Regions from separate parts of the Homo sapiens genome. Here regions 1 and 3 are each linked to region 2. Evidence: read pairs that join two places in POLR2A ChIA-PET (ENCODE). Cell type or tissue: Panc1. All regions are shown on one strand. Region 1 has its middle 22 kb from the start of MELK. Region 2 overlaps LOC102724322 (a long non-coding RNA gene). Region 3 overlaps CLTA (clathrin light chain A).

Evidence for each region. ChIA-PET counts read pairs that join two places held together with the same protein. Peaks named below come from ENCODE experiments on the same cell type or tissue, not always from the same donor. Only the 100,000 strongest peaks of a DNase experiment are listed, where the experiment ranks them.
Region 1: POLR2A ChIA-PET joins it to region 2 with 6 read pairs; 2 of 35 experiments call an interaction of 5 or more read pairs at or near these places.
Region 3: POLR2A ChIA-PET joins it to region 2 with 6 read pairs; 5 of 35 experiments call an interaction of 5 or more read pairs at or near these places.

Annotation. Positions count from the first base shown.
Region 1 is chr9:36,549,390-36,553,389 of GRCh38, forward strand. No RefSeq gene overlaps it. Among named protein-coding and RNA genes, the nearest start is that of MELK, 22 kb to the right of the region's middle. RefSeq lists enhancers at 1,233-1,512, 2,616-2,755. In Panc1, no CTCF peak of the experiment used is centred here; no DNase peak of the experiment used is centred here.
Region 2 is chr9:36,304,493-36,308,492 of GRCh38, forward strand. The region is part of intron 3 of LOC102724322 (a long non-coding RNA gene); the gene reads left to right. It also overlaps the pseudogene HMGB3P24. Among named protein-coding and RNA genes, the nearest start is that of GNE, 48 kb to the left of the region's middle. In Panc1, no CTCF peak of the experiment used is centred here; a DNase peak (open chromatin) is centred at 2,279; H3K27ac peaks cover 3,213 bases.
Region 3 is chr9:36,201,077-36,205,076 of GRCh38, forward strand. It overlaps CLTA (clathrin light chain A), which reads left to right. Exons shown (of 5, transcript NM_001833.4): 4 at 2,992-3,103. LOC124902151 (a long non-coding RNA gene) reads right to left here. Exons shown (of 2, transcript XR_007061474.1): 2 at 3,645-4,000. Among named protein-coding and RNA genes, the nearest start is that of CLTA, 12 kb to the left of the region's middle. In Panc1, no CTCF peak of the experiment used is centred here; no DNase peak of the experiment used is centred here.

The DNA of each region.
Region 1 (4,000 bases), 240 kb after region 2:
GACATCCAAATACAAGAAGCTCAAAGAACACCTGGGAAATTCATCGCAAAAAGATCATCACCAAAAAAAAAAAAAAAAAAAAAAAAATGGCCAGGCGCGGTGGCTCATGCCTGTAATCCCAGCACTTTGGGAGGCTGAGGCAGGCAGATCACCTGAGGTTGGGAGTTCGAGACCAGCCTGACCAATATGGAGAAACCCCATCTCTACTAAAAATACAAAAATTAGCCAGTGTCGTGGTGCATGACTGTAGTCCCAGCTACTCAGGAGGCTGAGGCAGGAAAATCGCTTGAACCTAGGAGGTGGAGGTTGCAATGAGCTGAGATCGTGCCACTGCACTCTAGCCTGGGTAACAGAGTAAGACTCTGTCTTTAAAAAAAAAAAAAAAAAAAAGGATCATCTCCAAGGCACATTGTTGTCAGGTTATCTAAAGTTAACATGAAGGAAAGAATGTTTTTTTTTTGAGATGGAGTTTCGCTCTTGTTGCCCAGGCTGGAGTGCAATGGCGCAATCTCGGCTCACCACAACCTCTGCCTCCCAGGTTCAAGCGATTCTTCTGCCTCAGCCTCCTGAGTAGCTGGAATTACAGGCATGTGCCACCATGCCCAGCTAATTTTGTATTTATGGAGGAGACAGGGTTTCTCCACATTGGTCAGGCTGGTCTTGAACTCCCGACCTCAGGTGATCCGCCCGCCACGGCCTCCCAAAGTGCTGGGATTACAGGCATGAGCCACCTCGCCCAGCCCTACCTAGATTGGCATTTTTATTATTATTATTATTGTTTGTTTGTTTGTTTTTTGAGATGGAGTTTCGCTCTTGTTGCCCAGGCTGGAGTGCAATGGTGCGATCTGGGCTCATCGCAACCTCCAATTGGCTATTTTTACTTAGTATGATTCACTTGAGGTTCATCCAAGTTGTATGTGTTAATAGCTCATTCACTTTGATTGCTGCGTAGTAGTCCATGGTTTGAATGTTCCGCAGTTCAGCCATTTATTTACTGAAAGACATTTAGAGGCTGGGCGTGGTTGCTCATGCCTGTAATCCCAACACTTCGGGAGGCCAAGGCAGGCAGGATCACTTGAGCCCAGAAGTTTAAGACAAGCCTGGGCAACATGGCAAACCCCCGTCTCTACAGAAAAATGAAAATTAGCCAGGCTTGGTGGTTCACACCTGTAGTCTCACCTACTCAGAAGATTAAGGTGAGAGGATCACCTGAGCTTGGGGGTGCGGAGGTTGCAGTGAGCTGAAATCATGCCAGTGCACTCCAGCTTGAGTGAGAGTGACACTCTGTCTCAAAAAAAAAAAACACCTTTAGATAATTTACAGTGTTTGGCTATTATGAATAAAGCTGCTGTGAACACTATTACGAGCTTGTGTGTGAAAAAAAATTTTATGTGAGAAAAATGACCAAGAGTGAAATTGCTGAGTCATATGTTAAGTCCATTTTGGGTGGTAAAAAAAAAGCAGCCCTGGCCGGGCAGGGTGGCTCATGCCTGTAATTTCAGCACTTTGGGAGGCTGAGGCAGGCAGGTCACGAGGTCAGGAGTTCGAGGCCAGCCTGACCAACATGGTGAAACTCCATCTCTACTAAAAATACAAAAATTAGCCAGGCATGGTGCCGCGCGCCTGTAATCCCAGCTACTCAGGAGGCTGAGGCAGGAGAATTGCTTGAACCCGGGAGGCGGAGGTTGCAGTGAGCTGAGATCGCACCACTGCACTCCAGCCTGGGCAACAGAGTGACACTCCGTCTCAAAAAAAAGAAAAAAGAAAAGGAAGAAGAAACAGCCCAAGTATTTTTCAGAGCGGCTGTACCATTTTACGTCCCATCCAGCAAAGTATGAGTGACTCAGAGTCTCTGCATCCTCACCAGCTCTTGGCATCATCACTATTTTTTATTTCAGCCATTCTTAGTACTTTGACAATCAAAATTTGCCCACAAATTTCTAAAATATTACCCAGATGGTAGCATTGTGTCTACTGAGAATCATTAGATGACTGGCTCTCAAACTAGGCTGTGCATTCAGATTGTCTAGAGCACTTTATAAACATACCTGTGGCTGGGTCCCTGCTTCACAGATTCTAGTTTAATTGGTCTGGGATGTGACCTGGCCATCAAGAATTGTAAAAGTTCCCCAGGTATTTCAATGTACAAACAAATTCATGAATCACTGATACTATTCCCACGTCTCAGTCATTTTAGTCCTAAAGTTTCAAAATCCTATGGATGAGATAAATCAAGGGTTGAGGCCAGGCGCAGTGGCTCGTGTCTGTAATCCCAACACTTTGAGAGGCCGAGATGGGCGGATCATGAGGTCAGGAGTTTGAGACCAGCCTGGCAATGTAATGAAACCCCGTCTCTACTAAAAATACAAAAATTAGCTGGATGTGGTGGCATGTGCCTATAATCCCAGCTACTCAGGAGGCTGAGGGAGGAGAATTGCTTGAACCCAGGAGGCGGAGGTTGCCATGAGCCAAGATCATGCCACTGCACTCCAGCCTGGGCGACAGAGCAAGACAATGTCTGGGGGGCGGGGAGGGGAATCAAGGGTCGAGATCATTTCTCCAGAATAAGATTTACAGCTAGTGCAGCATTATTTTCCCAGCAGAATGTCAGTAGAGCTCAAAGGGGAAGCAAAAGTAACTGTGGCCTAACATGCTGGGTTAGAAGAAGAAACTTCTTAAAATAGATATATAAGACTAAAACTAAGTCCAAATTACATAAAAACAAACCACAAATGCCTAGGACTCATTTCAATTCCTAGACATATGATGTAGTGGTACCAAAAGACGGGCTTTCGAATTAGAAGTTCTGGCCAATCACTGGGCACGGTGGCTCACACCTGTAATCCCAGCACTTTGAGAGGCTGAGGAGGGTGGATCACTTGAGGTCAGGAGTTCGAGACCAACCTAGCCAACATGGCAAAACTCTGTCTTTACTAAAAATACAAAAAGTAGCTGGGCGTAGTGGTGCACGCCTGTAATCCCAGCTACTCGGGAGGCTGAGGCAGGAGAATGGCTTGAACCAAGGAGAAGGAGTTTGCAGTGAGCCGAGATTATGCCGTTGCACTTCGGCCTAGGCGACACAGCAAGACTCCATCTCAAAAAAAACCAAAACAAAGACTTAGAAGTCCTGGTTTTGAGTTCTGGTTTTTCCATGTAAGAGCTGTGGGATCTTGGATGAGTCATTTGACCCCTCTAAACTTCAGTTTTCTATCCCTGAGATCTGCAATGATGAAAACCTCAGAGGTTTTTGGCAAAGCTTAAAGTGCCAATATGTGCTGTATTTTTAACAAAAACATGCTGCAATTATGATACAATTATTACGGATAGGAAAATTAGAAATATTTGTTATCCAGACCTCATCCAACTCACTCCAACCAATATCTGATGACCACATTTTATGTAATATTTAATATGTATTGTCATGGCCAGGCACAGTGGCTCATGCCTGTAATCCCAGCACTGTGGGAGGCGTGGCAGGTGGATCACTTGAGGTCAGGAATTTGAGACCATCCTGGCCAACATGGTGAAACTCCGTCTCTACTAAAATTCCAAAAATTAGCCGGGTATGGGGGCGGTGCCTGTAATCCCAGCTACTCAGGAGGCCGAGGCAGGAGAATTGCTTGAACCCAGGAGACAGAGGTTGCAGTGAGCTGAGATCACACCATTGCACTCCAGCCTGGGCAACAGAACAAGACTCCGTCCCCCTCCCCCACAAAAAAAAAAGGCCTGGTGTGGTGGCTCACACCTGTAATCCCAGCACTTTCAGAGGCCGAGGTGGGCAGACCACCTGAGGTCAGGAGTTTGAGACTAGCCTGGCCAACATGGTGAAACCCCGTCTCTACTAAAATACAAACATTGGCTGGACGTGGTGGTGGGTGCCTGTAATCCCCAGCTACTCGAGTGGTTGCGGCAGGAGAATTGCTTGAACACGGCAGGCAGAGGTTGCTGAGATCGTGCCATTGTACTTCAGCCTGGACGGCAAGAGCATAACTCTGTCTCA
Region 2 (4,000 bases):
CTGTGGCTAGTGAGCCTTATCTCTCCCTTTCCCAGGCATTGTGAAGACTCTGTTTCTCTAGCTGTGTAGCTGCAAGGTCACTAGGCAGATAATCTCAAGTCGTAAAACATGTTGTTCCTTGGAAAGTAAGAAATGATGTAATGCATGTCTTAATTAAATAACTGTCTTTGTTTCTTGCTTCTGTAATATGCTTCCCCCTGCACAGATCTCCCACCGCCCCACAAAATGCTTAAAAGGTAGCTTGACTCTTTGTTCATGGCTCAGTCCTTTGGATGTTAATCCGACTGGGTCGGTGCACCTAAATAATTAAATAATTCCTCCTCAACCCCTCAGTCTTTCTGATTCCTTAATTATCCCACTGCAGCATGTCTGCACAGAGAAGGCATAAGCAGACATCTTGCCCTGTGGTTTCTTGGGGTCACCTTTAGCCATCCTGACTGTATTGTTCACTAGTCTGGGTAGCGCAGGGCATGACGCGTGGCTCGGCGCTCCCTAGCCTCATGCTAGCTGCCTCCATGAGAGCCACCTCCATGCCTGGCTAATTTTTTTTTTTTTTTTTTTTTGAGACGGAGTCTTGCTGTGTCACCCAGGCTGGAGTGCAGTAGCACGATCTTGGCTCACTGCAACCTCCTCCTCCCAGGTTCAAGCGATTCTCCTGCCTCAGCCTGCTGAGTAGCTGGGATTACAGGTGCCTGCCACCATGCCTGGCTAATTTTTGTATTTTTAGTAGAGACGAGGTTTCACCATGTTGATCAGGCTGGTCTTGAACTCTTGACCTCATGATCCACCCGCCTCGGCCTCCCAAAGTGCTGGGATTACAGGCATGAGCCACTGTGCCCAGTCTGGCTAATTTTTATATTTTCAGTAGAGACGAGGTTTCTTCATGTTGGCCAGGCTGATCTCAAACTCCTGACCTCAAATGATCTGCCCACCTTGGCCTCCCAAAGAGCTGGGATTACAGGCATAAGCCACTGTGCCTGGCCACTTTTTACTTTTTCTTTTGTTGTAGAGACAAGGTTTCATTAGGTTTTCCAGGCTGGTCTCGAACTCCTGGACTTAAGCGATCTTCCTGCCTTAGCCTCCCAAAGTGCTGGGATTACAGACAGGAGCTACTGTGCCCAACCCTATTATACTTATAATAATTAGTTCATCCGTTTACATATATTTATACTCTTACACTAAGTTTATCAGTCTCATATATATTTTATTCACTTTTTACGTTTCTGTCTCCTTCACTGAAGTAAGCTCCTTAAGGGATGTTTAGGGAACATTTGCGAATGAATGAACAAATTTAAGAATGAGTGAATGGGTAATTGGAGCCTTGGTTCTCAGTAAACAAATCTTAATAAAAAATCAGACTAGCTGGGTGCGGTGGCTCATGCCTGTAATCCCAGCACTTTGGGAGGCTGAGGCGGGCAGATCACAAGTTCAGGAGTTTGAGACCAGCCTGGCCAACATAGTGAAACCCTGTTTCTACTAAAAATACAAAAAAATTTAGCCAGGCATGGTGGCATGCGCCTGTAGTCCCAGCTACTCAGAAGGCTGAGGCAGGAGAATCACTTGAACCCAGGAGGCAGAGGTTGTGGTGAGCCAAGGTCACTCCACTGCACTCCAGCCTGGGCAACAGAGCAAGGCTCCATCTCAAAAAAAAAAAAAAAAAAAAATCAGGCTGGGCTTGGTGGCTCATGCCCGTAATCCCAGCACTTTGGGAGGCCAAAGCAGGCGGATCACCTGAGGTCGGGAGTTTGAGACCAGCCTGACCAACATGGAAAAACCCCATCTCTACTAAAAATACAAAATTAGCTGGGTGTGGTGGCACACGCCTGTGATCCCAGCTACCAGGGAGGCTGAGGCAGGAGAATTGCTTGAACCTGGGAGGCAGAGGTTGCGGTGAGCTGAGATCCCGCCATTGCACTCCAGCCTGGGCAACAAGAGCAAAACTCTGCTCAGACTTTCTGCTCATGATATGTGGAATTTTTTTGTGTGTGTGCCAAAATATCATGTTGAAGGATTTTTTGACAAACCACCAAGCCTATGAAATGAGCTTTTATTTTGCAGGGTCAAGCAGCTGTTTGAAGTGTAATGTTTGGACAGGCCTGAAATCTACAGCACCAGGATTTTTCCTACATAAATCATCTTTGGTATATTTGTTTTCTGGGTGTTAAATCAAAATAGTAACTTGATAGTCAGTTTATTGTGCCTCCTAAAATTCACACAGATGGTTTTTGTCCCCCCCGCCATCAACGAAAGCCCTAAGCTGAAGAGTAGGTACATTATCACTAGCAAGTTATGTGACCTTGAGCAAGTCACTTCTACAATATCGGGTTCGATTTCCTCATTTCAAACAGAAGGTGAGTTCATTTCCTGCTCTGTGTGGCTGCTTAGAGCCATTCCCACTTCCTGCTGTGTTCTCCCCGGTATCACAGGAGCTGGCATCTGGGAGATGACAGTTCCTGTAGCTGCTCTTCAGGGCTCCAGTGCAGGTTCTGCCAATAAACAGTGTATCTGCAAGATTAAGAGAGTGAGAGTAGAGAGGATTATGGCTTCTGGCAGCGGAAGGCAGGTGAGCAGACTTCAGCAGGCTTTGGAAAGAAGGTTTCAGCCACATGTTCCGGGTGTCTTCCTGCAAGGTGTTCACCTCAGTGCTGCAGGGAGCTGAGTTTGTTGGTAGTTCCTACACAGCTTGATTTTCTTAACACTAACAGCAGTCTTCTGCCCTTCCAACAGTTTGTTTGTTTGTTTGTTTGTTTGTTTGTTTGTTTTATATAAAAGTTAGGCCTGGTGCGGTGGCTCACACCTGTAATCCCAGCACTTTGGGAGGCCAAAGTGGGAGGATCACCTGAGGTCAGGAGTTTGAGACCAGCCTAGCCAACGTGATAAAACCCTGTCTCTACAAAAGTACAAAAAAAATTAGCTGGGCATGATGGCGGGTGCCTGTAATCCCAGCTAATCTGGAGGCTGAGGCAGAAGAATCACTCCAGCCTGCGCAAGACAGCGAGACTCCATCTCAAGAAAAAAAAAAAAAAAAAGGCCAGGTGCAGTGGCTCATGCCTGTAATCCCAGCACTTTGCGAGGCCGAGGCGGGTGGATCACTTGAGGCCAGGAGTTTGAGACCAGCCTGGCCAACATGGTGAAACCCTGTCACTAGTAAAAATACAAAAATTAGCCAGACATGGTGGTGCATGCCTGTAATCCCAGCTACTTGGGAGGCTGAGTCAGGAGACTCACTCAAACCCGGGAGGCGGAGGTTGCAGCGGCCGAGATCGCTCCACTGCACTCCAGCCTGGTGACAGCAAGACTCCGTCTAAACAAAAAATAAAAAGGCCGGGCGCGGTGGCTCTCGGCTGTAATCCCAGCACTTTGGGAGGCCGAGGCGGGTGGATCACAAGGTTAGGAGATCGAGACCGTCCTGGCTAACACGGTGAAACCCTGTCTCTACTAAAAATACAAAAAATTAGCCGGGCGTGGTGGCAGGCTCCTGTAGTCCCAGCTACTTGGGAGGCTGAGGCAGGAGAATGGTGTGAACCTGGAAGGCAGAGCTTGTAGTGAGCCGAGATTGCGCCATTGCCCTCCAGTTTGGGCGACAGAGCAAGACTCTGTCTCAAAAAAAATAAAAATAAAAAAGTTAGTTTTAGTTTTTATTTTAAAAATAACTACAGATCCCTTATTTACACGGAAAGACTACCAACATTTTTTTAAGTAACAGCTTTATTGAAATATAATATCGAAAAGCCACTTAAAGTATACAATTCAATGGGTTTTTAAAAATATATTCAAGGTGTTGTGCTGTCATCACAATGAATTTTAGAACATTTTTATCACCCTTAAAAGAAACTGCAAACCCATAAGCAGCAGTCTCTCCCTGTTCCACCCCAACTCTGCTCTCCCCACCTAGCCCTAGGCAACCAGCAATTCACTTTCTGTCTCTATGGATTTGTCTGTTCCGAACATGTCATATAAATGGAAACATGATATGTGGCCTTTTGTGTCTGGGTTCTTT
Region 3 (4,000 bases), 100 kb before region 2:
AGATTTAATTTTTCAATTATGAAATTGGGTACTTGGGGAATACTCTTATGAGCTGTTTTCTTAATTCAAAGTGCTTTTTTTGAGAGAAGTACAACATTTGGCCTTGCATTCCAACTGAATTGAATTCACTTGGTTCATGAACAAGGTGTTCCTTCAATTTCACCTTTTTTCCTTGCAAAAACTGTGAGAAAGCACGCGATGCTAAAAATAGAGAACCGGTGCCAGTGGTTTTCAGCCTAGCTGCTGGCTACATTCTCAAGTAATTTTCTTTTCTCTGACCAGTAACGAGGGTGGCCAGAAGGGAAGGCACCTGTGAATGTGCTTTGCTCTCTAAGGGGACTCTTCCTCTTCATCCTCTGAGGGGAAGAATTCTAAATTAGTATTGCAGTGGCACTAAAGCTGCAAAAGCCAGAAGACCAATTTAAATGTACTATTTTATGCAGTAACCACAGTCTGTTCAGGAGGTCACCATTTTTATTTAATTTCATTTTTCAGAGATAAATTTTATATTTTAGTCCTAATGTATAGTAAATGTTAACATCAAAATACATTGAAAGAAAATACTGTCCAATCAAAAAGGTAATTATTTGGAAGTAATTTCACCATGATTGAAAAGGGGGCCTTACATTTTGAATTAGGTATTGTCACATGGCACTTCCAGCCCACAGCTTCTCATTGCAGCATAGCTAAATCTTGCATTCCACATCTGTACTTCATGCCATGGATAGACACATATTAGATGTTTACTGTAGAGGCTAGGTGGTGTGGCTCAGGTCTGTAATCCCAGCACTTTAGGAGGCTGAGGTGGGAGGATCACTTGAGCTCAGGAGTTCAAGACCAGCCTGGGCACCATAGTGAGACCCTATCTCTACTAAAAAAAAAAAATTAGCTGGGGGTTGTGGTGCACGCTTGTGGTCCCAGCTGCTTAGGAGATTGAGGTGGGAGGATCACTTGAGCCTGGGAGATTGAGGCTGCAGTGAGCTGTGATAGAACTACTGCAGTACAGCCTGGGCTACAGAGCGAGACCCTATCTCAAATAAAACAAAAAAAAGTTTACTGTATATACTTTAGAGTCATCAGTGAAAAATCTGAGAAAATGATTCTTCTGAACGACAGATCACCTTCCGACAAATTAGATACCGAGATGAACGTTCCTACTAACCTGAAACTTGGGGGAGTTTCTAGCTGCTATTAGGCTTTTTCTTATAGTTACACACAGCCTTTTGCAGGTTGTTACTATAAGACCTTTCTTGCAAAGGCCCTAAAAATGCCCAAGAATACTTCATTTTTCATCCCTTCTAGTAGTTACTTGACACCGCTACTGCTATCTACTCTCCTTCTCAAAGACACTAATTACAGTTTGGGCTCTTGGTCTGCACTTTCAAAACTCTGTCCAGATCACTGGTGGTCACGTTTTGTGATTATTTCTAGGCTTGCCTCCCTTTCTGTCCCTCCCTTTGGAGGAAGCATAATGAGGTAAGCAAAGTGTAAGCTTTACAGCCAGATCTGGGTTTGAATCTTGGCTCTGTCACTTACTATAACCTTTAGGAAATTCACTCAAACTTTCTGAGCTTTAGTTTTTCTCACTGCTGAAAATGTGATCAGAGTTTACCTTCTTGGGATTGTTGTAAAGATTGAGTTAGATGTCTATAAAACACCTGCCAGACAGAAGAACTTGTTTAAAGTGAAGTATCAGGTTAACTTCAAGTGTCAGCTGCCTCAGTAGCTATGACATGTATTTCTTTTTTTTTTTTTTCTTTTTTGAGACAGAGTCTCACTTTGTTGCCTAGGCTGGAGTGCAGTGGTGCGATCTCAGCTCACTGCAACCTCTGCCTCCCAGATTCAAGCGATTCTCCTGCCTCAGCCTCCCCAGTAATCCCCAGTAGCTGGGATTATAGGCATGCACCACCACATCCAGCTAATTTTTTGTATTTTTAGTAGAGACGGGATTTTACCATGTTGGCCAGGCTGGTCTCGAACTCCTAACCTCAGATGATCCACCTGCCTCGGCCTCCCAAAGTGTTGGGATTACAGGCGTGAGCCACCACAAGCAGCCGGCATGTATTTCTTTATCTCTCACTATCTACTGATGTATGTCTCTTCAGCTTAGTGTCTTAGAGAAAACCATATTTAGTCCTCAGAAACTTCATGTTTCATGTTTGAGAATCCAATCTAGCAAACCTGCTAGGTATGCATTTTCTTGCTGTCATTTCTAGAACCTTTAGGTTAACTGTTAGCAATGATCCCATACCTCTACCCCCTGCACTTCTCTCCAGTGGAGTTTCTTTTGTAGCTCTGCCCTGGCTCTGCCACAAACACACTGCAGACCAAGTAGGAGTAGATGCTTTGTGGTCCTCTCTAGTGCTAATATTCTGTGTTCTATCATTCTCTGGTTCCTGAATCATCTCTACCTTTGGTAATTGTCCTAATAGCACCCTGCCTCACAGAAGTGCTTCTACCATATTTAGTTATGAGAGTGCCACCTTGTGTTCCACAAAACCATTGTCAAACCTGGAATATGGACTAGTTTGGGAGAAGAGGTAAAAGATTAAGATGAATACCCTACTATGAACTAATATTGGCAGCATTGGTAAAGAATCATCTATAATTGTTTCTCCCCCAATTGGTGCCCAGAAGGCTTTTTTCCTATTAATAATAGAAGTCAGTATTTCCACATACACCCTTCTCTTTTGCTCTGCCCAAAACAAGACAAAACAAAACTAATGACCCACTAAGATGTCAGTGGACTGGGATAAGACCAGGAATAGGACTGTGGGAAAGACCAGGCAGGAATAGAAGCACTGAAATCAGAGTTGGTTGTGCAAACAGAGAAAACAGAAGTTTATCTTCCCCTCTCTACTCTTCTCCCCCAACAGGCACACAGACATGGACCTGCACCCACCACAAGTTCAGCAAGACCAAAATAAACTGATGAACTTCAGTTTGCACTTTGCCTCAATTGTATTGTCTTTCTCTTCTCTCCCTTCAAAGATGCCAATTCTCGGAAGCAAGAAGCAGAGTGGAAAGAAAAGGCAATAAAGGAGCTAGAAGAATGGTATGCAAGACAGGACGAGCAGCTACAGAAAACAAAAGCAAACAACAGGTCAGTCCGTGGTGGTTGTAGCACACTTTGTTTTCCAAAATTGAATCAAATCCATTCTCAGCATCCAGTCTCGGTTTTTGGCTTCTGCCTCCTTTAGTGTGAAATGTCTGCAGTTTTTAAAGAAAGTGCTTGAAACAGGTTGCAAGTCTCTCGGGTCTTGTGAGCATAATTCACCCTATTGTTTAGCCATCCCAATTGTAGTGAGCTTAGCTCTCTGAGAGTTTGGTTAATATGCATAACCTGTAATGGTGTGATTCAGCCAAGGGAAAAGTTACTTTCCATGGAACCCTGAAACGAAAGCTGGGTGTCATGAATACACCCAGATCTAGTTACTTTGGATATGATTATAGACTTGGTCATGTTGAGTCTCCTCAATATAGCCCTGCCCCCTGAAAGCCACTTCATGAAGGGGTCCGTTGGCAGGAATATGTGCTTTGTAATTAGGCAGCCAAGGATGTTCCAACATGATTATTTTAGAATTGAGGGTTCTGTGGGTACTTATTTGTGCCTTAAAAAGTCTTGAATTGACTTCTTAAAAATGTTCTGTTTGAAATAGATTTTATTTAGTTACTGATGGTTAAGGAGTTGTGAGGAGAAAAACGCTTTCATTCTCATATCACTACTCACCAGCAGCTGGGCTTTAATGCCCTACACTTAGAGCCCTTCTTGGAAGCAGCAAAGAGAGGATATGTGGTGTTGCTTCCCTCAGGGCAGGCAGGTTCAGAGCCCAACTTTCACTGAATAGTCAATCCATTCACTTCAGTGTATAAACGGGCCAGACCGAGCCTGGGGATATTTTTAATTTTCAGGGTAGAGCCTTGGGTTCTCGTATGCAGAGGCAGGAAGCAGGTTGGGTTAAGTGCCCTTGTCTCTGGCAGCTCTGTTAGACAGAGATGT